7 separate regions of the Homo sapiens genome follow, and all the other regions are linked to region 6. Evidence: chromatin contacts called from ENCODE Hi-C or POLR2A ChIA-PET data. All regions are on one chromosome and are shown on one strand. The core of a region is the stretch at or near the end of the contact, and the rest is flanking DNA. Distances in the headings are between cores, read along the strand shown. Region 1 overlaps NOX3 (NADPH oxidase 3). Region 2 holds the start of MTRF1L (mitochondrial translation release factor 1 like). Region 3 overlaps SYNE1 (spectrin repeat containing nuclear envelope protein 1). Region 4 holds the start of TFB1M (transcription factor B1, mitochondrial). Region 5 holds the start of REPS1 (RALBP1 associated Eps domain containing 1). Region 6 holds the start of STXBP5 (syntaxin binding protein 5). Region 7 has its middle 650 kb from the start of GJE1.

The links. Hi-C counts contacts between places; a loop is a spot of excess contacts on that map. ChIA-PET counts read pairs that join two places held with the same protein, here RNA polymerase II (POLR2A). Pooled maps may share reads with other maps.
Region 1: a map of naive thymus-derived CD4-positive, alpha-beta T cell shows a loop between it and region 6 (16-fold over the local background). The contact joins the enhancer-like site here to the promoter of STXBP5 in region 6. A Hi-C loop is called at or near these places in 1 of 168 maps with a recorded cell type or tissue (naive thymus-derived CD4-positive, alpha-beta T cell) and 5 of 50 pooled maps. POLR2A ChIA-PET finds 5 or more read pairs at or near these places in 1 of 52 experiments (activated T-cell).
Region 2: a loop to region 6 is called in a map of CD8-positive, alpha-beta T cell, with 6 times the contacts of the local background. The contact joins the promoter of MTRF1L here to the promoter of STXBP5 in region 6. A Hi-C loop is called at or near these places in 2 of 168 maps with a recorded cell type or tissue (CD8-positive, alpha-beta T cell and naive thymus-derived CD4-positive, alpha-beta T cell) and 11 of 50 pooled maps.
Region 3: a map of naive thymus-derived CD4-positive, alpha-beta T cell shows a loop between it and region 6 (6-fold over the local background). The contact joins the enhancer-like site here to the promoter of STXBP5 in region 6. A Hi-C loop is called at or near these places in 1 of 168 maps with a recorded cell type or tissue (naive thymus-derived CD4-positive, alpha-beta T cell), 2 of 37 single-sample maps with no recorded cell type and 8 of 50 pooled maps.
Region 4: a map of B cell shows a loop between it and region 6 (37-fold over the local background). The contact joins the promoter of TFB1M here to the promoter of STXBP5 in region 6. A Hi-C loop is called at or near these places in 3 of 168 maps with a recorded cell type or tissue (B cell, CD4-positive, alpha-beta memory T cell and naive thymus-derived CD4-positive, alpha-beta T cell) and 8 of 50 pooled maps. POLR2A ChIA-PET finds 5 or more read pairs at or near these places in 1 of 52 experiments (activated T-cell).
Region 5: a pooled map shows a loop between it and region 6 (8-fold over the local background). The contact joins the promoter of REPS1 here to the promoter of STXBP5 in region 6. A Hi-C loop is called at or near these places in 2 of 50 pooled maps.
Region 7: a loop to region 6 is called in a map of CD8-positive, alpha-beta T cell, with 20 times the contacts of the local background. The contact joins the enhancer-like site here to the promoter of STXBP5 in region 6. A Hi-C loop is called at or near these places in 1 of 168 maps with a recorded cell type or tissue (CD8-positive, alpha-beta T cell), 2 of 37 single-sample maps with no recorded cell type and 10 of 50 pooled maps.

Annotation. Positions count from the first base shown.
Region 1 is chr6:155,416,923-155,420,105 of GRCh38, reverse strand. All of the region lies in intron 10 of NOX3 (NADPH oxidase 3), which reads left to right. Among named protein-coding and RNA genes, the nearest start is that of NOX3, 37 kb to the left of the region's middle. RefSeq lists enhancers at 1,495-1,554, 1,655-1,804. Within about 2 kb of position 1,550, at least 9 of the 41 ENCODE cell types and tissues checked have a DNase peak (open chromatin) inside an H3K27ac peak, as active enhancers do.
Region 2 is chr6:153,000,582-153,004,293 of GRCh38, reverse strand. It overlaps MTRF1L (mitochondrial translation release factor 1 like), which reads left to right and starts at 1,585. Exons shown (of 7, transcript NM_019041.7): 1 at 1,585-1,867. The coding sequence starts at 1,609. RefSeq lists enhancers at 1,228-1,337, 428-1,428 and silencers at 1,658-1,767, 1,778-1,837.
Region 3 is chr6:152,300,552-152,303,750 of GRCh38, reverse strand. It overlaps SYNE1 (spectrin repeat containing nuclear envelope protein 1), which reads left to right. Exons shown (of 146, transcript NM_182961.4): 92 at 1,688-1,882; 93 at 2,970-3,110. Among named protein-coding and RNA genes, the nearest start is that of SYNE1-AS1, 78 kb to the left of the region's middle. RefSeq lists enhancers at 1,302-1,371, 1,522-1,921, 1,972-2,021. Within about 2 kb of position 1,615, at least 35 of the 41 ENCODE cell types and tissues checked have a DNase peak (open chromatin) inside an H3K27ac peak, as active enhancers do.
Region 4 is chr6:155,313,182-155,316,544 of GRCh38, reverse strand. It overlaps TFB1M (transcription factor B1, mitochondrial), which reads left to right and starts at 2,061. Exons shown (of 7, transcript NM_016020.4): 1 at 2,061-2,249. The coding sequence starts at 2,117. RefSeq lists enhancers at 1,247-1,296, 1,847-1,896, 978-1,968, 1,967-2,286 and a silencer at 1,717-1,796.
Region 5 is chr6:138,986,089-138,989,585 of GRCh38, reverse strand. It overlaps REPS1 (RALBP1 associated Eps domain containing 1), which reads left to right and starts at 1,333. Exons shown (of 20, transcript NM_001286611.2): 1 at 1,333-2,056. The coding sequence starts at 1,904. RefSeq lists silencers at 1,102-1,341, 1,532-1,831.
Region 6 is chr6:147,202,959-147,206,186 of GRCh38, reverse strand. It overlaps STXBP5 (syntaxin binding protein 5), which reads right to left and starts at 1,770. Exons shown (of 28, transcript NM_001127715.4): 1 at 1,505-1,770; 2 at 119-216. The coding sequence starts at 1,654. STXBP5-AS1 (STXBP5 antisense RNA 1) reads left to right here and starts at 1,573. Exons shown (of 11, transcript NR_034115.1): 1 at 1,573-1,774. It overlaps LOC124901422 (a long non-coding RNA gene), which reads left to right and starts at 2,616. Exons shown (of 2, transcript XR_007059803.1): 1 at 2,616-3,228. RefSeq lists silencers at 1,628-1,817, 1,988-2,067, 2,088-2,137, 2,168-2,587.
Region 7 is chr6:141,481,930-141,485,612 of GRCh38, reverse strand. No RefSeq gene overlaps it. Among named protein-coding and RNA genes, the nearest start is that of GJE1, 650 kb to the left of the region's middle. RefSeq lists an enhancer at 1,852-1,991. Within about 2 kb of position 1,837, at least 16 of the 41 ENCODE cell types and tissues checked have a DNase peak (open chromatin) inside an H3K27ac peak, as active enhancers do; they include CD8-positive, alpha-beta T cell, where a contact is called at or near this core.

The sequences.
Region 1 (3,183 bases), core at 301-2,800, 8.2 Mb before region 6:
AATAATCTTATTTTCTCTAACAGACTGTGAGTTCCTTGAACATAGCTTCTCTGGATATCTTCATACATATATATATATACACATACAACATGTGATAACTATATATATAGTAAAAATATTGAATAAATCAATGAGTGAATAAATGTCTACATGTCCAAAAAGAATAAACAATGGCTTCTGTACACAATTTTCTTTAAAATTTAAGGGTATTAAGGTTTTGTTTATGTAACCAAAAAAATTCTTCAATGATTTTTACTAAATTCCAATTATTTTACTAGGAATATAGAGGAAAAATCTTATAAGAACCCCCAAAAATTTTAAAATTCATACAGGAGCCTACAAAATCTTAATTTTGCCTCCTTTCTCAGCATTCCATTGTCATTCCTGGGCTCTGCTTGTGGCGTTTCTCAAGGCTTTCAGCACTGCAGTCACCACAAAACCATAAAATAGGGACATTGATCTCTATTCCAAGAAACAGAAACAGTAGAGTAAAAAATATAAAAGCAATGTTTTCATCGCTTATAAAAATGTGAGGGACTATTTGGACACGACTCAGGTGAAAATAAGGGCAGAAATAATGTCATATGGGAGAAAGGAAGCTAAAGTGTGGAATCATAAAATAACTTAAAGGTCCTAATCTCCTAGCTTTGCATAGGACCATGAAAGTCAGTATCTGCACCTCGAGCGGAGATGATTTGTCCAAAGTCACCCAGCTTGTTCACCACTGAGTCAGGACCTGAGCATGTGTTTCTGATTTCTGCTTCAAAGTTCTTTCATGGAAGAAGTGAGGTTTTCATGCTATTGAAAGTTTGGGCTGAAAATTACAGTTCAGATCCAATTCCTTAAGCGTCTGCAGGCATGAGAACAGGTTTAGGAAGTTTCTCTCTTTTAAAGCAACTTTGTGTTGGTTTGAGTATAGCTACTATTAGGCTTATGTAACTAATATTTGTCAGGGCTACCTACATGCTTTTGAGATATAAAGACTACTCCTTCCACTAAACTGTCAGAGTCTATATAATTTTTGAAGTGCCACAGAGCAAAGCAGTACATATTTATCTAACGGTGTCTTCACAATTTTAAGTCTGGACTATAGTTTTCAGATTGTCCTCTTTTGTAATAAGGAAGGAAAGGACAACTCGCATAGGCGTTGAGAGCCAGAATTTTAAGCTTAAATGGTTAACTGCGATTAGGTGGGATTTTTTTTTCCTCCATGTGTAAAAACACTGGTTGGCATAAGGCATACATTTTTACACACAAAACTCAAGTTGCAAGTCTATAGGAAAAAATGTGCACCAAAGTTTTCTCAATTGTCACCGTTGCAAACTAGAACTTCTTTACCCTTCTCCTCTGTTGCATTATTCTAGAAAACTTCTAAGTAAAATGCAGGAGCACAACCAATAAGGCGCCTGCCACTTCCTCAGTGGGAAGCGTCATAAGTAGTACTTTCCATTTGAAGCTGATGTCTTAAAATATCTTTGTTTCTAAGTACTTTTGTTTTGAAAGATCTGGGAGGGGGCGGGGAGTGGAAGGGGAGGGGGAAGAATGGGCAGGAGGGGATTTCCCAAGAAGGCCAAATAACAAGAAGTATAATGATGGCTTGCTGTGATGAAAATGGAAAAAAGTTGTAATACATGAAAGAAATATTTTCAACGCAGAAGTAAGAGCCAAACTTCACTGAGTTGAAGGCAGCTGAGAACGCTGTGCCCCTGTGGGATGAGGGAAGGCTGAGGGTGGTTGAGAATTCTCTGTGATGCAATATGGAGGAAGCTGAATGCTGGGGGTGAAAAATGCCCTCTAGCAATAAAGTCCTCCACCTCCTGCCTAACGGGTATGATTAATTCTACATCACACTCAATTTGTGAAAAGAGCTCTTGAAAAAAAATTAGGACGGTTTGCTTGTGCAAACTGTCAAAATGATGAATGAAATAGGTGTGTATGAATGGGGAGGGAGGGGGAGGATTGCTGACATAAATAGATTGGCTTACACATTTTAGTTCTCCCTAATATCACAGCTGTGCAGTCAGGACTGAGACAACTGCCAACTGCAAGATGCGGTTCGTTTTCTTAACTGCATATGTAGTCTTCAGACTACGATACAACAGATTATACAAGAACTGAGATAATCTCATTTCTTCATAAATTGTCTTCCTTCATCAGCTCCATAATATATAACCATGATAATGGGTATTTATAGTGTGTCCCATGCAAAATGGCCTTTGGGTTCTTAACCTAATATAATAAACAGATAATTCAAATAAAAAGACAGCACGGGCCAGTGGGAACAAGGGAAAGAGGCCAAAAAAGACAAAAAATCCATACTCTACTAAAATATATTAATAAAACAAAGGAGGGCCTGCTCTCTTTTCTAGTGAATGAAAAATGCATTTAATTTAATCTGTTTACTTTGAGAAATTATTTACTTTCACTTTCCCTCACACTGGAGCTCTGACTACTCCTGGAACTGATCATCTCTACTAATCACCAAGATTCCTGCCATCAGTTGGCCTCTTTAGGAGGGGCCATTCATGCTTCTCCTAAAGAAATGTATGCTTCTTGTCTTTCCTCGGAGGGCCTCAAAAGGCCTCAGTACCCCATCAGCCCTCACCATTGCTCTGTGCGGAAGTGACCAGTATTAATATGTTTAATATCTTGGTTTATTAACCACAGATTGCGTGACTACAGTCTTCTTGCAAAAGAGTCCAATGAAATACACAAACATTTTAAAATCTCCCTTCACCTCCCTCCCCAAACTAAACACCTCCCCAACTTTGCTCCCTAAGAAACTCACCATTAAACAGTTGAATATGTCTCATTCCATTCCTTTTCCATGCATTTATATGCATATACCTATACACATTCATGCATAAATAGGGGTGTGTGTGTGTAGAAGGCAGAGGAAGTGTAATTTGTTTTGTTTTTCATTAAAGCATAACTTCGGGCACCGTCAGTGTCAATACCTGATGATCTATTTCATTTTGTTTGGTGTCTTTAGAGTATTCCATAGTGTGGATAGGCCACAATTTATGGAATCATTCTGCTATTAAATAATGTTTCAGGCCAGGTGTGGTGGCTCACACCTGCAATCCCAGCATTTTGGGAGGTCGAGGTGGGCGGAACACCTGAGGCCAGGAGTTGGAGACCAGCCTGACCAACATGGCAAAACCCCATCTCTACTAAAAATAC
Region 2 (3,712 bases), core at 336-2,835, 5.8 Mb before region 6:
TATAAATAATAAAATATATTGTTGAAATGACTTATGTTCTGAGAACTCAACTGAGAGATATACCATGTTGAGTTCAAGTGATTCTCACCATTTCCATGGTTAAGATAAATTCAAAGTTAAGTTCAGACTTGGGAAACAATTGTTCTAATAGAGATAAAAACATCCTGATCAGTCCTGTTCTATCCTCAGATCAGGATTAAAATAAAATGGGTTTCAACAGCAGAACGATTGTATAAAGTTGTGTAGCTTGAATACACAAAGTGAAAAGAACTGAGATAATTAGGTGGAGCCTTTAAGTAGCAAAAAACTATTTTTGCTTCCTGATGTTTGAAGAGTCATTTCATTCTTCCACTCACTCTGCATTTGTTATCGTGCTAAGAGATGAAAAGAGAGAGGCAATGCAAACGTTATTTTCTAAGAATGTTTATACTTAACAGTTTCGATTAGATGACCTAAGGATATTTTAACCTTGATAAGGGTTCCCATTTTTTACCATTTTATTTTTTATGAATAAATTAGAAGTTTCGTACTTCTAATATATCACCTCTCTCAACAGTGAAATACCACTTAGTAGACGCTGCCCAAACCAGTTAGGTAGTGGCAGTTCTCAGATTGAGCGTTTAGCCCTTGCATTCCCAGGACTGTCTTGGTTGTGTTTATTCCCTCATATTTATTTCTCCGTTGAGCTGTGAACAGGTCTTTTGAAAAGTGCAAAGCATTGTGCCAATAAATGTCGGTATTGCTGGCACCTATCCGCTACCAGTTCTTTGGAAAGGGATGAGGGTTGGACTCCTGGAGGCAGATATCTGAAGGCTTTGTTGGGCTGTAGGTTGCTGTAACACGGAATCACTCCACCTCTTTAAAAAGCTGACGATAAGTGGGACTAAGTGAAAATGAATGGGCAGGTGAATAATAAAGTCCTTTGAAAGCAAGTAAATGACGCGGCAGATGAAGGGCACGCACGTCTATTGTGCAAATTCATTCAGTGGTTATCTCATAATACACTTATCAAGTCCTTATTACCACGAACCTCACCCACCGTGGACAAGAGAAACATAAGCAGGAAAAAAGGAGGAGGAATAAACACACGCCTGTCCATAATAAAACTCGCTCTTGAAGACTCAGCGGCAGCCCTGCACCGGAGACTGACGACTTGCGCGGCTGTGACCTCCGCCCTGCAGCGGACCCTCGACTGCCCTGCACTGCGGCTCTGGAGGCCCCGACTCAGTGCATGGGAAAGAAATCCTCACTATCAGAAAACAGAGGGGCAATCTGCTGCTCTCCCTTTCCGGCCAAACACGTCACCCATCAACCGGATACCTACCAAGAGGCTTTCAGAGGAGGCGCCCAAGGTCTCCCAGGCCCGCCCCTCCCCAATCACGCTCCGCTCAGCCCCCTCAACTTTTGGCCTCCGGGAAGTTCGCAGCGTTCTCACGCTTGGCAGGAAGTTCCCGCCAAGGCTTCCGGAAAATCCTTTAAAAAGCAACGCTTGCGCTGGGCGGGGCTTGGTGCGCTCTCACCCTTATCTCCAAATTCTGGGTGTTGTCGCGAGGGCTGCTGTGTCCGGAACTTCCGGTTCCGGTCAGGGTCCGCGATCTCGGACTAAGGATGCGGTCCCGGGTTCTGTGGGGCGCTGCCCGGTGGCTCTGGCCCCGCCGGGCCGTTGGCCCAGCCCGCCGGCCCCTGAGCTCCGGTAGCCCGCCGCTGGAGGAGCTGTTCACCCGGGGCGGGCCCTTGCGGACCTTCCTCGAGCGCCAGGCGGGGTCTGAAGCCCATTTGAAGGTCAGGAGGCCCGAGTTGCTGGCGGTGATCAAACTGCTGAACGAGAAGGAGCGGGAGCTGCGGGAGACTGAGCACTTGCTGCACGGTAAGGGTCGGGCCCGGGGGAGAGGCGTCAGAGCACATTCTTGACTCTTCGTTTGACTTTTCCACTGCCCACACTACCCGAGTTTGAAACTCTTTACTCACTTGCAGCCGTTTTTATTTTGGATCAGAGGTCAGGACATCATTACGTGCTGTGATCCCATCCTCTCCTGTGGGCTCTCTTGTGCTCCTTTGCCACGGCGCTCTGCCGCCTTTTACATGCTTATTAGTTGTGGACTCGGGCAAGAGCTCATTAGCTCAGCAAGGATAAATAAGGCACTGTCCCTGTGATGGGCTCCACAGCGGTGTTTCTCAAAGTGTGGTGTGGAGACCCATTTGCAGTAGTATCAGGGCAGTGCTTGTTAATAGCAGACTTAGGACTCAGAATCTCAGACCTATACGTGGGTAAAGGTACTAAATTGGGAAATTCAGTATGGCCTAAGTATAGAATAGGTGGGAGATGATGTCATAGAAACATGAAGCCAGAAAAATAGTTAAGAACCTTGCAAGACAAAGAATTTGGATTTATTTTTTATAGACCATGGAAAGTTAGCAAATGTTTTTAAGCAGAGAATTCACGTCTTTGTAAAGAAAAGTTAATGGTGGCATGCGCTGAGGATAAATTGGAGTATTCTCCAGAAACGCTGGTGGCTGACAGGCCAGGGAGGAGGCAGTTGAAACAATCCAAAGAAGAAATGGTGATAGGCATAGTTCTGACTCACAAAACATTTTGAGAAACAAGTTAGGATTTAGTGGCTTATGCCCTGAGAAGGATGAGGGAGAGAGTTAGTTCTAAGAAAAGTCTTAGGTTTCTGGCTTCAGCACGAGTGGTACTGTTAATTAAGATGAAAGTATAAAAGTTGGACCGAATTTTTTAAAAAGATGAGTTTTGCATTGAATGCCATATTAAGTTAAAAATACCTGTGAAAAGGAATTCCAATAAAGATATCTGTACTAGTCTAGGAGAAAAAATTACTGACATAGGAGAAAAATTGAGCCCAAATAATCATATGAGAGCTCTCGAGATATACAGTACGTGGTAAATTAAACCTTAGAAGTAGATGAGAACACTCAGGGAAAATGTGTTAAGATAGAAACAAGTCTAACAAGGCCAGAAATACACAGTATTTGAGGAGCAGGCAGAGAAGAAGGCTATAAAAGGTCAAGAAAAAAACAGCCAGAGCTTTGTGACCCTGAAGTAGATAAATAAATGAAGCTGTAGAAGCCAATAGAAAATTTCAAGAAGTAAGAGATCCTTGGCCAGGCGTGGTGGCTCACGCCTCTAATTCCAGCACTTTGAGAGGCTCAGGTGGGCCGATCACTTGAGCCCAGGAGTTCGAGACCAGCCTGGGTAACATGGCAAAACCCTGTCTCTACAAACAATGCAAAATTAGCTGGGCATGGTGGTGCGTGCCTGTGGTCCCAGCTACTTGAGAGGCTGAGGTGGGAGAATCGCTTGAACCCGGGAGGTGGAGGTTGCAGTGAGCCAAGATGGTGCCACTGCATTCCAGCCTGGGTGACAGCGCAAGACCCTGCCTCAAAAAAAAAAAAAAAAAAAAAAAATCCGTAGTACCTGACATAGAAAGGTAAAACAACCTTTTCAGCTCACACTGAAATAAGTCTTTAGATTTGGCAATTTTGTCATTGGTAACTTGAATAAAAATGGTCTTGATATGATTATAGAATCCAGTGTAACAGCTTGAGAGGTAAATTAGAGTTAACAGGAGAAAAGTTATAAAAATGGCATTTTATCTCCAGAAATCTGGGTGGGAAAAGAGGGGTGACAATAAGCAGCTACTTAAAGGGTTGAAAAGAAAAGGACCCATTTAGAATGGGAAACCATAAACAT
Region 3 (3,199 bases), core at 366-2,865, 5.1 Mb before region 6:
AATTGTACAGTATAACACCTATTTATAATGCATAGCATCTACATTGTATTAGGTATTATTAGTAATCTAGAGATGATTTAAAGTATTTGGGAAGATGTGCATAGGTTATATGCAAATACTATGCCATTTTACATCAGAAACTGGAATATCTGTGAATTTTGTATCTAAGAGGGTTCCTAGAACCAACGCCCCTCAGTTACTGAGGGATGACTATGTGTACATATGTGTGTGTGCATGTGTATATGTGTGTGTATATATATGAATGTATGTGTATGTATGTACACAATTATTTTAAAGACATTACAATTTAATATTTTTGTCACAAAATGTGTTCTTTTTTTTTTTTTTGAGACAGAGTCTCACTCTGTTGCCCAGGCTGGAGTACAGTGGCACAATCTTGGCTCACTGCAACCTCCATCTCCCGGGTTCAAGCAATTTCTGGCTAATTTTTGTATTTTTAGTAGAGACAGGGTTTCACCATGTTGGCCAGGCTGGTCTTGAACTCCTGATCTCAAGTGATCCCCTCGTCTCAGCCTCACAAAGTGCTAGGATTACAGGCATGAGCCACTGCACCCGGCCCACAAAATGTGTTCTATGTGCACAATAAATGACAGCCTCTGAAACAAAGAAGCCAAAAAAAAAAAAAAAAAAAGAATAATAGTTTTGTACTTTTAGGAATCATGTTTTGAAATATGTATTTTCGTTTTTTAAAGATGCAATAAAGTATAATTTTAATATTTGATACTTAAAATATTTAAGCAAGAAAGTAAAACTTTAATATTTTAGAATTACCATACTCCTAAAATGAATCTATAGTTACCTTTTTAAGGGTTATGTGCTATCCAGATTATATTTCCAATAAGCTCTTAATAAAATATTTAAAACCTCTATCTCTCATAATATATTTTTTCATTCTTGTCTGCTCAAAAACAAAAACAAAAAAACAATTATTTTTTCAAAAGCAAGTGAAATTAAAAGACACTAAATCCGAATTGCATTTCAAGTTTAAAGTTCTAGTTAAAGCCTCAGCAACATTTGAGACATGATGAAGTGAGCAAGAAAAAATTTGATGAATATACAAAATTTTTTTGGGGGGTCAATCTGCATTAAAAATTGGGATTTCCATATGCAATATCTAGCCTATCTAAAAAAAATTCTTAGAGACATAGGAACAGACAGGCTATTGAGTATGTGACCCTATGTAAAATAAATGACTGTCATCTCTGTTGAATGTACTCAGTAGGGTAAGAGCTGAGCCTTGCATTTTTTTTGGTGTGGTTTTAGCCATCACATGACCTAATTTCCATGGCAGGAACCATCTGGTAAATTTCAGATGCTTTCTGCTTTTAAAGAGAGTTGTCAGTTCCTAATGTTGCGGAAGTTCATGATTCCATATGGGGCCTCTCGCGATTAGAAACCACTCATTCGGCCTCATCCCCTCATTTCTCCTTTTGTACCGACGCGGGGACGCGGGCTCGGGCACTTTGGCTGTGCCTGCGCCGCGCCGCGCAGCCTGCGGTCTGGCTCGGTAGCGAGATGCAGGAGGACTCGCCGCCTACACATCCTGCCTCCCGGGCCCGCGCGGCTCTGCGCGCTCATTGGCTCGCCCTGCAGGAAGATGAACGCTACTACTTCTGTTTCCTTTTGATGCTGCTCTGACACCCCGGTGGGGGAAATGTTTCCTCAGGAGCTGGCGCAGAAAATTAAGGGCTACCAGGAGCAGATCGCTTCTTTGAATTCCAAGTGCAAGATGCTGACGATGAAAGCCAAGCACGCCACCATGCTGCTGACGGTGACCGAGGTCGAGGGGCTGGCGGAAGGGACAGAGGACCTGGATGGGGAGCTCCTCCCCACGCCTTCGGCCCACCCCTCTGTGGTCATGGTAAGGATCCAGTGGGTCCCCGCGGCTTTGCTCTTTGACTGGAGCCTGGCGAGTGGCTCCATGTTCCCTCTCCGTGGCTGATTTCAGGGACCAGCCTTCGATCTTGCAGATTCAGAGGGAGGAACAGATTCCTTAAGTCTCTTTGACTACCGTTGGGCCGGGCCAATCTTTGACACTGTAAACAATGACAGTTAAAATGAAACTATGTGCTCGAGACAGCTGAATTACTTAACATGTCAGAGGTCTACCCTGTATTTGTTTATAATTTCGCAATAATACTGAGAGGCTCTGAGCTTTAAACAATAATTTACTTGCACAGTGTTTTAGTTGTCTGGGGGATGGGAAATTCATGGCATATATATTTAGTTGTGGTCTCCACGCTAACTAGCTAACTACATATGTGCATGTACTCTACTGTATAAATGTGTAATACAATTTAGAAGAACAGCTATTGTTAGAAAAATATGAAAACAGACCGTCTAAAGCTTGGCTTTGGATTAAAATAAATCAACTTTGTTATTTTCTATTCTGCACCACTATTTTCCTATACACTTGCCATCTAAAATGCATTGAGTATTTTGGTGACTATAATGTTTCCCAGTGCTGTGTGTTTTCCCTTATATGTGCTGTGCCTCAGGTAATGAGTAACCATACCTGAGCCCATTTGGCAATAACAGTACTTTGGGTGCATTTATCTTCCTACCATATTTGAAACTTGAGATGTCCACAAAAGACCAAGCTTTATTTCACAGACCTTTTCTCATTTGTATGATTCGTGATTTTTCCAGTTATTTATAAAGCCACAAACTCTCCAAAGAAAGGAAAATAATGAAGTATTTAATCAACAACAAAACTTCAATGTCATATGCACCCCCATCCCTGATTGTTTTACAAATGATTACTAGCATCATATTCTCTTGAAGACAGAACTTTTAAATACTAACACAGGATTAATATGTGAATTCGGGTCCCAGTAATTTTAACCTTCGTTTTATAATTAACTCTGTTTTGGCCTGTGCCTGAACAGGACTTATGTTAACATAGCTAATTGATTTTCATGTCCTTTGGGCTACATTTTACGTGGCAGATGACTGCAGGTCGCTGTCACACTTTGCTGTCACCGGTCACTGAGGAGTCTGGGGAGGAGGGAACCAACAGTGAGATTTCCTCTCCACCTGCCTGTCGCTCCCCTTCACCTGTGGCTAATACAGATGCTTCTGTTAACCAGGTACCTCCCAGTTGGCATTCCTCTAGCAATAATCTCTGGGCAGATGCAGGACTCCATTCTCTGTTTCCATTAGATCGTGGGTATGAATC
Region 4 (3,363 bases), core at 812-3,311, 8.1 Mb before region 6:
TATAAATAGGTTCAGTTATTGAAGATGGCATGGTATAAACCATCCATAAATTCATATTTAGATCTGGGGACAAATTATCAGGAATCTACAAATTCTCCACGCAAAGGTGTTTCACTCATTTAGATTTTAGTTTGTTTTTATGTTGATGTTAATCTTTTAAAAAGCTCATGTGATTATATTTGGGGTCATCTGAACATCCTCTTTATACCTGTTACACAACGTGTGTGTTCATGGTAGCATTAGTGCCAAATAATTCAAATTCACTTGTTTCCAAGCTACTGAAAACAGATGCAGGCAGACTTAATATGTAGCTTCCATATTCTTCCAAAAGAAAGACAAGCGACAATGGAAAAAAAATTGAACAAAGATTTGGTAATAGTTTGACTCCAGAAAACTAATGAGAACATTCAGTCATTACATGGCACACTGGATCACTGGTAGGCTGAAACTTAAAAAAAAAAAAAAAAGAAAACCTGCCAGTTAGCACTAAGTGTCGTGATTTAACAGTGTTCATCCTTGTCAATTAATAAGACCATTTGTATTGGTTTTGTATATATTTATTGCAATTGTTTTAAATAGTCATATGAAAACTGTAAGCTTATGTTTACACCTAGATTCGTATTTCTATATATTTAGATGTTACAAAATTAACACATATTAACTTAAAAATAATAAGCTGATACTTGAGTGTGGCCAGTGAGATCAGAACTCAGAAAAAACACAACTCAGGTTGTCTTCTCTCTGTACTTTGCTGTCTGACTCTGGGCATTGTCAAATGACCTCACCTCCCCTATTTCTTCACAGCAAACTAAGAATAATAATCTCATTCACATGGGACCATTGTGAGGAGTACGGGAAATAATGAATATAACTGTGAAATAATGCTTTGTCAGGTATACTGTGTTTTGGACGATAAGATATCTGAATCAAGAGTTTGTACTTCCAGTCTACATTTTGATGCCACGTTGGGCAAATCTCCTTACCTCTATGGTAGTCATCACTATTTTTTAAAGCTAGGAGATTATCTCAGTTCCTTTTAAAACAGCTTTTATAGAAGGTGGTTGAGTTTTCCACTGGAATTTCAAAGTACTCCTCATTTTTATATCCATACCCATAGTTGTTTCGTTTTCCATTAGCTTTTTTAAAAACTTACTAATTGAGGAACAGAAACTTTAAAATTCATTTGTGATCAACGCAGCAATGTCCAAACATAAGCAGGGTTAAAACAGCAAAATTCTCCCACCTATCAGAGAAACTTTAATTTTTTTTTTTTTTTGCTTCGTTGTTTTTATCTCGTATAACGGAAAGACAGAACTCATATTTCAGTCTTCTCTCTGTTCTTAGCTGTAATCCTAGCAAATCGAATGACCTCTTTACACTGGCCAATTATTCATCTGCCAAATAATAACAGCCACCACTGATCACGTGGGAGCTTACCCAATGCCATGCGTGCACTATGTTCTGAACGTGCACACCAGGCGATCTCTCTCATTTAGTGCTCACAATTTTGAGGTAGACATTAGCTCCATTTAACTGATGAAAAAACTGAGGCTGAACGAAGTTAAAAACCCATCATGCAGCATCTGCAGAGCGGCGGTTCTAAAAACGCCTCACAGTAAGAAAGAATTGCTAACAAACAGTAGCTTTGCCTCTAAGCACCCGCTTTTCCTCTAATATTCACAGACAGGTATTTAGAACGTTAAAGAGCCGGAAGCCCTTGGGAACTTCAGGGCGGGAGTAAACCGGCTGCACCTCTCAGAGCAACTCCTCCGAAAAACCCCACCCTGTCCAGGCCCCGCCTCGTCCCGCCCTCCTGGGCGCTCTCCCCATAGCCCGCCCAGGAGAAGCCTAGTCCACCCGGCTCTCCCCCGGCTCTCACAGGCGGAAGCCGCCGACCACCCAGCCTGCCCTTCTCGCGGCAGGACTTAGCGCATGCGCTCTCAGCACGCCGGGAATTTCCTGTCCGCGGTCATCGCTTCCGGTGGGATAGGTCTGACCAATGGGGCTGACTCCGAGGCGGGCCTTAGGTCTCGCAGGTTCCTCCCCTGCGCGTTTCTTTCGGAGCGGCGGTGAAGGTCCTGGGTGAGGTAGGGTTGGATGGTGCTTGCCGCGTATCATGGCTGCCTCCGGAAAACTCAGCACTTGCCGTCTCCCTCCGTTGCCCACGATTCGAGAAATCATTAAGTTGTTAAGACTGCAAGCAGCGAAGCAGCTATCACAGAATTTCCTCCTGGACTTGAGGCTGACAGGTGGATGGCTTAGCAGTGCTCCCCGGATGTCTCCCCAGTGTCCGTGGGGGCGTGGGCCGGGGGGTCTTGCACGTCCCCGCGGGCGGGTGTCCAGGCACTGGCGTGCGACGGGCTTTTGGTCAGGTCCTTCGACCTCTTTGTATCAGAACTCCGGTCCCACCGCCCAGGAGACACGTGAAGTGCGTTGATTGCTCACAAAACTCCGCGTTCGGGGGGGTGTAGCCTGCCGGCAGGCTGCATAAATGCCAAGCTCCCTAGGGGAGGAAGGGTTCATGGGTCGTGAAAGGCGCTAGTGAATATTGGAATCTGGGTCACTGTGAAATCAATCATTCTGAAATAGTACAGCACATGCTGACTGCAGTTGCTTTACATGCAGTTTAAAGTTACCAGAATTTAAATTGATGCGAGGATTTTATCAATAACTTGGTGAAAAGAGTATCCCTCGTATGATTCGTTTTTTAAACGTTTACCTGTTCAGTCTAAGCCTCGGGGGCGCTAATATTCATTCATAAGTACATATTACACAAGCAACATTGTGCTAGTGCCGGGGGTAGGATATGGGCGTGAACAAGGCGGTGTTTCCTCGAGGAGCTTACTTTTAGCAAGTTTACATTCCCACACCTAATTGTTTAAAGTTACTTTTTATGAGATATAATTTATGTGCAATAAAATTAATAAGTTTGAAGTGCTCAATTTGATGAGTTTTGACGAATGTATTTATATATTGGTTTAACCACCATCACCATTGCTTAGTGATGTTCTATGAGATGAGGTTGCAAAAATATATTACAAATACGTCTACTAAGTCACGGCTGGAGTACTTAGGTTTTGAGATTTTCATATTTCATTCTATTTAGTCCCACTTCAGAAGTTGAAAAGAGCAGTAAATCACACCCAAAAAGTTCATTTTCACTTAAATGAAGCACACTCCAGAAAACATAAAATGTTTTATTTCTTGGACATGTAGTCTTTATTCTGCCTGTACCAATATGACTTTGGATAAAATAATTTAACTCAAGTTTTCTCTTTTTTTTTTTTTTCTTTTTTTAAGATGGAGTTTCACTCTTGTTGCCCAAGCTGGAGTGCAATGGCATGATCTCAGCTCACTGCAACC
Region 5 (3,497 bases), core at 84-2,583, 8.2 Mb after region 6:
GGGGGGTCTGATCACTTGCTGCAGGTGCCCTGAAAGGACACATGAGGGGCTGCTGTAGCAAACTGAAAGTCTTAGAGATGGGAAATAAGCTTAATGGATAGTATATACTTACCTTTATCAAATACTACTAGTCAAGTCAGAAGACATTGACAGGTCTAAAATCCCTTATCTTTCTTAAAAAATAGAAAGATAATAGAATGCCTGTGACTGTGTACATATTAACATTCTACAAAGACCTGGAGTGAAATGAGTAAATATTGACACTAAGTGGGATCCATAAAGGCTAGAAATAGCTTCATGCAAGCTTAGTTTAGATTTTGCCTCCAAATGAGGCAGGGCAGGTTTTACTTCCAAAGGGTTACAAAAAAAAGTCTTTGGGTTTTCAGTGCGCTTTGAATTTTGCAATTACAGATAAATGACTGGGAACCTGTAATAATTTCCTCATATGTGTCATTTATAGGATCCGCACTCTGGGAAACAACTTGTAGAAGACAAAATAAAAACCAGAACTCTGGGTAATTCTGCCTTAGCTCCCGTCTTTGAAGTATTTTATATTTGCTAAGTATAAATTCTTAAGATATTCTACTTGAAATAGCTGAAGAATCCCCTCTCTGGGACAGGTGCAGATTAAAAGAGCGCCACTCCATGATTTTCATAAAGGAGAAAATACGGAAGGCAGCCCCTGTGGGCAGCCCCGGGCCTACATGAGTTGATAGAGTTGAAGGTATAAATGTAGAGTATTAAGTTCCCAGTGACCGGAATGACCTGGTGAACAAAGAGGACAACTTTGCCAGTTTTCCCCTCTATTCAGCACATTTTGTTTCTCAGGTAAACATGGCTTGAAGCACGAGTGAGATGAAGCCTCAATGTTGGTGTCTACGTGGAGGCTTCCCGGATAGCCAGGATGTTCATAGCCCGGATGTTCATAGCCCTTCAGAACAGATGGAAATACTGCATTTATCTTCATCTGTACCGAAAAGGTACAGATAGAATGATAATAACCTGAACAAGGCTCCCCTTTCAATCCAATTATTCAGACGCTTAGGACCAGAAACTGCGAAACATAAAAACTGCAACCCGGATCTTAGTTATCTCGGTCTTAATGAGCTGCCGGCTGTTTCCCACTGCACCCCCCTTTCCGGGGGTCTTGCTGCTGAGATCTCCGCGCAGAGGGCGGCTCGGTCATCCCGCCGCCGGGCGCCGGCCACCAGGGGGCGCTGCGGCCTCCTCCCTCTCCCGGGAGCGGCCAAGCCAGCCCGGTGGGTGTTTCTCTCTCCCTCTCGCGCTCTCTCCTCCCGGCCTCACATCCGGGTCTGGAGCGCGGCCGCCGCTGTCACTGTTGGTGCGGGCGCGTCGGGGCCGGGCCGGGGCACTGTAAATGGCGGCGGAGGGAGGCGGAGCGGCGGCCACGCTCAGCCCAGATCCCCCGAAACTTTAGGTTCGAAGCCCCACAACTTTCCGGGAAGCGCTGCCGCTCCGGAGGCGTGGACGGAAGGGGAAGCCGAGGCGGGAAGTCTGGGGGAATCGGCAGGGAGCCGGGGAGACTCGAACCCGCGGCGGGGGCGGAGTCCGCCAGTGCCTCGCGCCTCCGCGGCCCCCGCCTCTTTCTCTGCACCCTCCCCGCGGCCGGAGCCGGAGCCGGAGCCGGAGCCGTAGTCGCAGCCGCAGCCGCAGCCGCGCGCCGGGCCTCGCAGGCAGCGGCGCGGCGAGCGCAGCCGGGCCCCCTCCTCGCGACCTCCGGGCCCTGTTGCTCGGGCGCACCTGGCGCGTGTGAGGCCGGGGCCGGCGTTTTCGGGAAGCTAGCAGGAGGCCGGGCCACGCGCAGCCCCTGCCGGCCCAGGTTCCTGGGGCCGGGCCCCGAGTAGTGCATGCGGGGCGGGGCGGCCGTGAGCCGGAGGCGAAGATGGAAGGCTTAACGCTGAGCGATGCGGAGCAGAAATACTATTCAGATCTCTTCTCCTACTGCGACATTGAGAGCACCAAGAAGGTGGTGGTCAACGGGCGGGTGCTGGAGCTGTTCCGGGCCGCGCAGCTGCCGAACGACGTGGTCCTACAGGTAACGTCGCGTCCCGGGGCCGGCGGGCGGCTTAGGCCTGCAGTCACTGGCCTCCAGGAGTGGGAGTGGGCGCCGATTCCTTGGGGCCCGGCGGGGGGCTGGTTCCTCGGGGGGTCCCCGCAGCGGGCAGGGGCCGCAGGTGCCCGGGAGGCCTGGACTCGCGCCGCGGCCAAGGGGGAGGGGGTTGCCCTTAGAGGACGGAACTCCTGTGGTGGGGGTCTGAAGAGCCTCAGCCGGTATCCCCCACGACCCTGAGAATCTGTGCTCTGTACTGCAAGAGCTATCTCACTTGAAGGATCTTAGGTTGTTAATGTGTGTGAATCCTAGAACCTGGCATATAGAGAGCTTTTCGGATCCTGCAGAGTAGTAAAGTTATCAGTATGGGCAAAATGGTTTTTTTAATTCTTGGATTAACCGAGAAGACGTGATAAAGTGAGTTCTATAGATTTAGGAATCGAAGAAGCAGTTTTTTTAAAGGAAGCAAAATTCTTAGGGAAATTTTTTAAAATGTGAACTACTTAGTAGTTTTACAAGTAGGCATACAAGAAGTTGTAATTATCTGTAGAACGTGTGTATGTGATGAGACTGAACAATGTTTTTCAACAGGCATTCGAAAGCATTTGTGGAACTTGTGGATTTGGGTTGGGAGATGAGTATTGAACAGCTGGTAGGCAGAAGTGCGTTATTTGCCCTAATCTGAAGCCCTGGAGGAGCAAACCCTGTAGGTTTAAAGCCTTTTTTTATCATATCTGCTTTTGAAACAGAGGACTTCCTAGAAGTTCTTATCTAATGTATGTGGTGAGCATTAATGCTACTCTGTTTAATGATTCATAGCTGCTAGTAGGAGTCTGTCTAAACAGTATGTTAGGAACAGGTTTTAAGCTTTCATCTTTTATATTGATCCAAGCTAGTTATCCACATCTCCAAAATTTAAAGCCACATGTATAGGTGTATGTAGTGGACTGCAAAGCATTGGACCAGGGTTTTGAAGGCTGGGTCCTTGACCCTACTCTGCTGTTAACCAGCAGTGTGACTTTGGGTCAGGCACTTTCCATTTTCAAGCATAAGTATGTTCATCCACAGAATGAAGGCAAGTTTCTTCCAACAAAAATTCTGTGAAGAATAAAAATGTCCACACACAGGTCTCTGTTTTAGAAGTTAAGTCTGCATTAACTATGACTAAGTTGAACGAGTTCGATCTTTTTAAATGGTCTTGTGTTTTACATTGCTTTTTTAAAGGTGGGATGTCTTACGTGCCAGTGAAGGGCAACGAGGAGTCCCAAATTCATCCTGTTGAAAAGGGACAAATAGTAAATATTTTGGGCTTTGCTGGCCACATATGCTCTCTGTTGCATATTCTTCTTCTTGTGTTTACAAAACACAAAAATGTAAAGCCATTCTTAGCTCAGGGAGATACAAAACAAAGCCTGTGGTCTGCTAA
Region 6 (3,228 bases), core at 521-3,020:
AGTATATATCTAATCACACCAACAGGAAAATAAAAACTTTCTTTGGAACTAATCAGCAACACAGAAGGACTGGGGAGAACAAAGTAGAAGTTAAAAAATAAAATTAAAGAAAGGATACAGCCTTAAAGCACCAGTCTGAGTTCCCACTGCCAGGATCTTCTGTACAGGATCAAAGGCCAGGGCTGAGGGTTGATAGGGAAATCCATGGCGAACAGTCTAGGGATGGGCAAGTGACATCACAGCAACCAAGGCAGCAAGCGAAATTTTAAAATAGAAAGTCAATAGAGGCGTTAGAATTTAGAACCACTACCACTGATGCAAAACACATACACATGCACTTACTGCTTTTGAAAAAATAAGTGAAACCTACATTAACAAAGTTATTCACATAGAACCTGAAACAAACAAAAATCTAGTCCAGTGATATACTTTAATTTCGCTTTTCCATAATACTGGTATTCCATAGAAGAAAATCTTTTATTAATATTCTATACTACTACATCCGACACCAGATGACTAAAGTTTGCAATGGTCCAAAATTCTGTAAACCCATTAAATGCAATTCATACTTTATTTTGGCAGTATTCATTTCATCATTACTTTATTTGGATGCTAACGCAAGTACTTCTAAGGAAAAGCTGTCATATAATTACTTTAGTCAAGCATTCAGTAGAGCAATAATCAAACCTCTATCCCAACATTTTACACTTGTAACAGAATGAAGATGAGTACAACATACATTTTTGCAATTTACTATTAAGGCCATAATCATTTTAGGGCATTAGACCTATATATATATATATATATATATATATGCACACTTTTAATTAACTCTGACATACAAATACATGGCTATTTATGAGAAAGGCAGGTATTAAAACCGAGGCAAGTTTGTGTTTCTCATTAAGCAGCTGGTGACTTAATTCGCTGCATCATTCTTTCTGAATTACAGAACGCTATGGCAATTATCGTGCCATTAACAGGCAAAAATCTCAGTACTTTTTAACAAACATAATGATAAAAAGAACCCTGTGATTTCATATCGTAAGCCACTTACACCACATTTTAAGGGAAAAGTGATGAGCAAAGGTGTGGTAGAACAGGTTTGGCTTTTTGATAAACAACATTCATTAGACACCGTTTCCAAAGGAAACTTCGAAGTTGGTGAATCATATTAAAACGCTTGAATATAAAAGCTTCCAGGTTATTACTGGCAGTGTCAGAATACGATTAAAGGTCGGATAATAGTTTGAAGCAACCTTGAACTGATTGCTGCATGTGCAAAGGGGAGAGAGAAAAATCAATGAAAAGGAGTAAGGTATCAATCTCCAAAACAACCCACCGAAGAAACGTTTGCCAAGGGAGGAGCGAGCCTTTTATTAGAGTTATTATTATTATTATTGGCGTTCTCTTCCCTTGCATTCCCATGTAAAGCCCGAGTAGCCCCCTTAAAACAACCCCAATTTTTCAATGACGGTGTCGCGGGGCTGCGCGCTCCGTTCACCTTGCAGAGCTGAAAGTGCTCGGACTGGAGCGTTTCCTGGATCTCCGGCTCCCGGTTCCCAGGCGGATGCTGCTGCTGTTGCTGCTGCGACGCCGAGGACGAGCCGGCGGTCAGGCCGTCCAGCACCTTCCTGATGTTGAATTTCCTCATGGTCTCGGAGGGGCTCCCCCGCAGCCCGGGAGGGGAGGCACAGGGGGTCCCCGGGCGGGGGAGACCACCCGGGGCCGAAGGCAGCTTCGACCGCGGAAACGGAGGAGTGGGAGTGTGAGGGTAAGGAGGCAGCTGGGGGGAAGCAAAAGATAATCCGAACAGGAAATACTGCGACGACAAGAGCGGCGGCCGCAAGAAACCTGGGCGGCGACCCCTCTTCCTCCGAGGCCGCCGCTGCTTGGCGCGGCTGCTGTGGTGCCGATTCAGCCGCCGCCGCCGCCGCCTCGCTCCGCGGCCCGGCAGCAGCAGCAGCAGCAGTGGCGGCGGCGCCCGAGCCCGCTCAGCCCAGCCTCACCTGGCCGCGGGCGGACTCTGCGCCGCGCCGCCGCCCCGGCTCGCCCCCGGCGCCGCCACCGTCGCCGCTGCGTCCATGGCCCGCGGCCGCGCCGCTGCTCGCCCGCCCCGGCCCCGCAGTCCCTCGGCGCGTCCTCCGGCTCCTTCTCCTCCTGCCGGGGGTCGCCGGCTCTCTGTCCGCGGCCGCCGCTCGGCCTCGCACACAAGGCGCCTGGTGTGGGTCCCCGCGCCGCCTGCCTCGCCCCGCCTCGCTCCTCCGCCGCTGGACCGGCCCGCCCTCGCCGCTCCCGAGCCCGGCTGCGTTCCTCAGGCGCCGCCGCGGCCGTCGGCTCTCCCCGCCCAGCCGCTCCCCATCGCCTGACAGGGCGCCTCGGCACACGGCACCAACGCCCGCCCGGAGCAGCAGCGGCAGCCGCGGTTACAGCGCGGGCCGCGGCGGTGGCGGCAGCAGGGCCTCCCAGGAGCCGGGCTGCGGTACCTGCGCATGCGCGCCGCAGCCCGGTTCCCCCACCCTGGCCCAGCAGGCCCCCAGCCCCCCAGCCCGAGCGAAGCTGGGGCTTAAATTATCTTCTGCGAAAATCCCAGACGCTGGCTAAATTTCTCCCACCCCAGTCGAGTTGCCAGAGTATGCAGCTGCTTCTCTTGCAGCTGGCATAGTAAAAATGTTGACGACTAACAAGCAGCAGGAAACCTTTCTTTCCAATTCAGTCATTACAGCAGGGGTTGATGCTTTCTCGCCGTTAATGGGGTGCACGCTCCTGGCCGCTGGCTGCAGTATTATTTTTCTTGCTTTATTGACGGGCGTTGTTTTTGTTTGATTGGATTTGAGTTTTGAAAAAGAGCGTCTAGACAACGATATGTCAGTGGCAGGAGGATGATGGACTTAGGTACTAGGAAAAGGAGAGAAACCTAGACGGGAAAAAACGGGTTCTTTCCTACAGCTGTTACTGTTGGTGGAACGTGTCTGGTCTTAGCAGTTAGCTGCTGGGATGGAAGAGGCTGCCAGCGGGGAACGGTTCCAGGGCCGGTGTCAGCCCGGGCCGATGACACTACCCCGCACCCAGCCCCTCGCCGGGGAGGAGCGCGGGTGGCAGGAAACGCCGCGCTGCCACTATTTTTCAGAACCTTCAATCTGCCCTGACGCTGATGAGCCACTCAGTAATGCCCTGGGAGCTTCACTCTAGAACGGGGAAAGGGGGATAGGATGAAGTTTTTGCTCA
Region 7 (3,683 bases), core at 588-3,087, 5.7 Mb after region 6:
TGAAAGCAGCTTTTCTGACTGTCATTTTGCCACCTCTCAGCAGTTTTATTGGCCACTAGTTCTGTGTCTTAAACCTCTTTACATGTAAAATACTTAAGAGTGCTTTCAGTTTTAATGTCTAAACTCTTATCTATTCAGTAGTGGATATTTGCCACTCTCTTCTAGTAAATATCTGGTTTTCAAATAGATTATATGGTTATGTGAGAAAAATCCCAGAATTAAAAAAAAAATCAGTCCTATTAAATTAACCACATACCTCCATCACACCCAAAGTTCTTGCTGCTTTTCCTCATTCTTTCAAAAAAATTTTTTATGGTTTCAAAACTCCATGCTGATAGTTTTTATCTTTTGTAATGATATAAATCAAGAAAATATGTCAGGAAATAAAATTGATATAATTTCAATACATTTATTTTTATATTGTTTTATTTTGTATTAGACTTGATTTTTATGATAAAAGTCAATGAAAGTTATCAAAATTTAGAAAAATAAAAATGAGATGAAATGTATTAAAAGGAAATCTTTAGACAAATTTAAAGGAGTTTAATGAAGCAGAGAATTATTTGGGAATCCAGTAGCTCTCAAGAGCCAGCAGAGTGGTTCAGAGATCTCACTTCTGCAAAGTAGGTAGGCAGTACATATGGACAGAAAATGAAAGTAAGGTACAGAAACTGGTTGGTTACAGCTTAGCATTTTTTACTTGTTTGGACATGGTCTGATCAATTGGCAGCCTGTGATTGGCTGAAGCTAGTCGGCTGTGACTGGCTGAGACCTAGCAATTTGTTACAATATATACTCCTAAATTAGGCTTTCAGTTTGTTTAGTTAAATTGTAGTTTGTTATGTAGGGACCTACGGTACCGAGACAGCCTCAAGCCAAATTTAATTTAATTAAACAATCATCACCTCAATCTTAATCTTGGCAAAGGAAATACTAAAATAAGATGGGCCATTGAGGAATCTTTGAGCCTTCCAAGTAAAATGGCAAATTTCAAGTTACACTGCGTTACTACAGGAACTACAGAGGTTAGAGTTTTGATCAAAGACTTAAAAAATTGCCATCCAGTGAACAGATACCTGATTAAAGTTACCTCTAAAGAGGGCAAATATTTAATAAATGGCAACAAAGAGCTGGCCGGGTGTGGTGGCTCACGTATGTAATCCCAGAATTGTGGGAGGCCGAGGAAGGATGATCGCTTGAAGCCAGGAGTGGTAGACCAGCCTGGGCAACATAGTGAGACCCTGTCTCTACAAAAAATAAAAATAAATTAAAAAAATTAAAATAAATAAGTAAATAAATAAGAGCTCCCAGTTTTTGCTTTAATAACCCAGGCTTGAAATGTTGTGTTTTTTTTTCCATTGGAAAAAAAACATTTTAAGGTTTCACTTTATTTTTGCTGAATTGTTAACATTGCTGAGCTGATTTCACCTAAATTATGGTAAAGATTAATCAGAGACCCTAAACTCTGAAGGAAGTATCTTAACTATTTTTCCAGAACTCACTAACCGCAAGTCCTAGAAAACTCCCAAGGGCAAGTTTCATATTTCTGGCCATATTTTAAAACTGAAATCATTTTGAGGAAAATTCTAAAGCGTTTGAAGAGAAGCATCCAAAAATTTCAATTGCTTCTCTGAAACCTTGGAATCCTGCCTGTTAATAATCTCCATGCTCTTTGCTTAGAATTTACCCACAGAATTAACTGACAGGAAACTGCCCATCACCCTCCACCCTCCCAGTAAGACTGTGCCAAAACACTCATCAGAAGCCACAATGACAAAAATAGATCCAATTGACGACTATGCAGTGACTAAGAAACGGATGTACCGATTTAAGCTATCTTCATTATCTTCTTCCTTGTTTTGATGGCAAAAAGAAAGAGAAAGCTACGTAATAGCATCTGGGCAAAACAGCTTGTACACCAAGTTCTGCCCTATGTAATTTAAAATATTTGAGTTCTTATAACATCCCTGAAAAGCATGGCTTTTAATACAAACACCACATATATACAGTACAGATCATCTAACTATAGTCATGCTTCTGGGCAGAGCTTGCAGCAATAGCAAAAATAATAAAAGAAAATTCTCTTTGTACAGCTGAATGGCTGCACTAGAATTTTCAGTGTTCAGATGTAATTAGAAAACAGCTGTGAAGGAAAATCAATTGTTCCTGGTAGTCAATGGCTAATTTTCCACAATCAAAATAAAGAATGCAATATGACATGTTTGTAATGAGCAAGTAATTGTTTCTCTTTTGTTTATTGTTTTAACATTTTTCCCTTTATTTGTGGGAGCTGTCATTTGCTTGCTTTAGGACAACTTCTCCTAGTCTTTGCTTCTCCCATCCATATTTAAATACTAGCAACTGCCAAAGAGGCTATGCAGTCCAGCTCAGTTTATTCACGATTGCCTTGCTTATGATGGTGATTTGTGGACTTGCAAGGAAATATTGTCCTTGCTTTTATGAATTCACAATAAAGCTTCCATAAACGGAATGATTATTAAACACTAGCATTTATTCATGGGATTTAACTTTGATTCATTCTGCAAAGGTCTCATGTGTCAAAAAGATGCAGTTCCCAGAATTCATTGACCTGCTGCTCCAAGTGCGTCTGCATTGCAAAACAAAACAAAACTGAAACGACCACACGGCCCTTTTTTTATACCCTTCAATCATTGGCATAGACTGGACGGTATTGGTGTAGCAGATGGATAGAAAAGCTCAACCTCTATGGTGCACACTTGGAATTTAGATGGTTGGAAAATTAACTTAAATGCTAGAATAGACCAATGAGAGTAAAATTGTTTTATCATGCAAAAGAGTCTGGTTGAGAAACACCAAGAGGATTAACACTCCTAGGCTGCTTTCAGCTGATAGAAAAAGAAAAAAAAAATGCTTATATTATTTAGTGAAATTAATGTCTATATTATTCTTTTTCTACACTTATATTTTTCTGGAACATTCTTTGAAAGCAAATATAATTGCAGTTTCAGAGAATGAAATGAATAGTAAATAAGGACTGAATCTTAATTGCTGTGTGATCTTGGGACCATGTCTTAGTCTTGGTTTATCTCTATTTCTTTGTGAGAAAAATGATAATTAATATGTGAATATAGGTTCTTCCTCTTCTAATATTATTACATAAAATATATTAGTATATGAATATTTCCAAATTTTAAAGTTCTGGAGGAAAGACATTTTCCATTAAAAAAATGCATGATAAGCCATCAGTAGCCACTAAGTCATAACTAGTTTCATCACATCCATTTAAACCTGTGACTGACAATTTTCTGATAGTACTTCTGAATTTTTCTCAGTCTTTTGTCTCCAGAGAGCCTGTTCCAGAATCTGTGCAGTGTTTATTATATAGCTCCATTTCTTGGCCCTAAAAAGGCATTGTGGTTTGAAGTCGCTGATGATGAGAAGGGAATTCTATATTTTATGAAGCAGAGTAAACTATTAACTGAACCAAACTTTGAACTGAACTTTGAAAACTATTGGCCTACTTCAATTATTATGGATAACAAACCTGAATATATTTTTTGAATGGCTAAGGTGCCATGCAGCTTTTGTTATAAAATTTCAGGAGGCACTCTCCCCTGTGATTCCCTGTCTATCCACTTTTGTTCTTCATAGTCTTAAGTAGAATACCAATAATTTGATATTCATATTTCCTCCTAATAAAT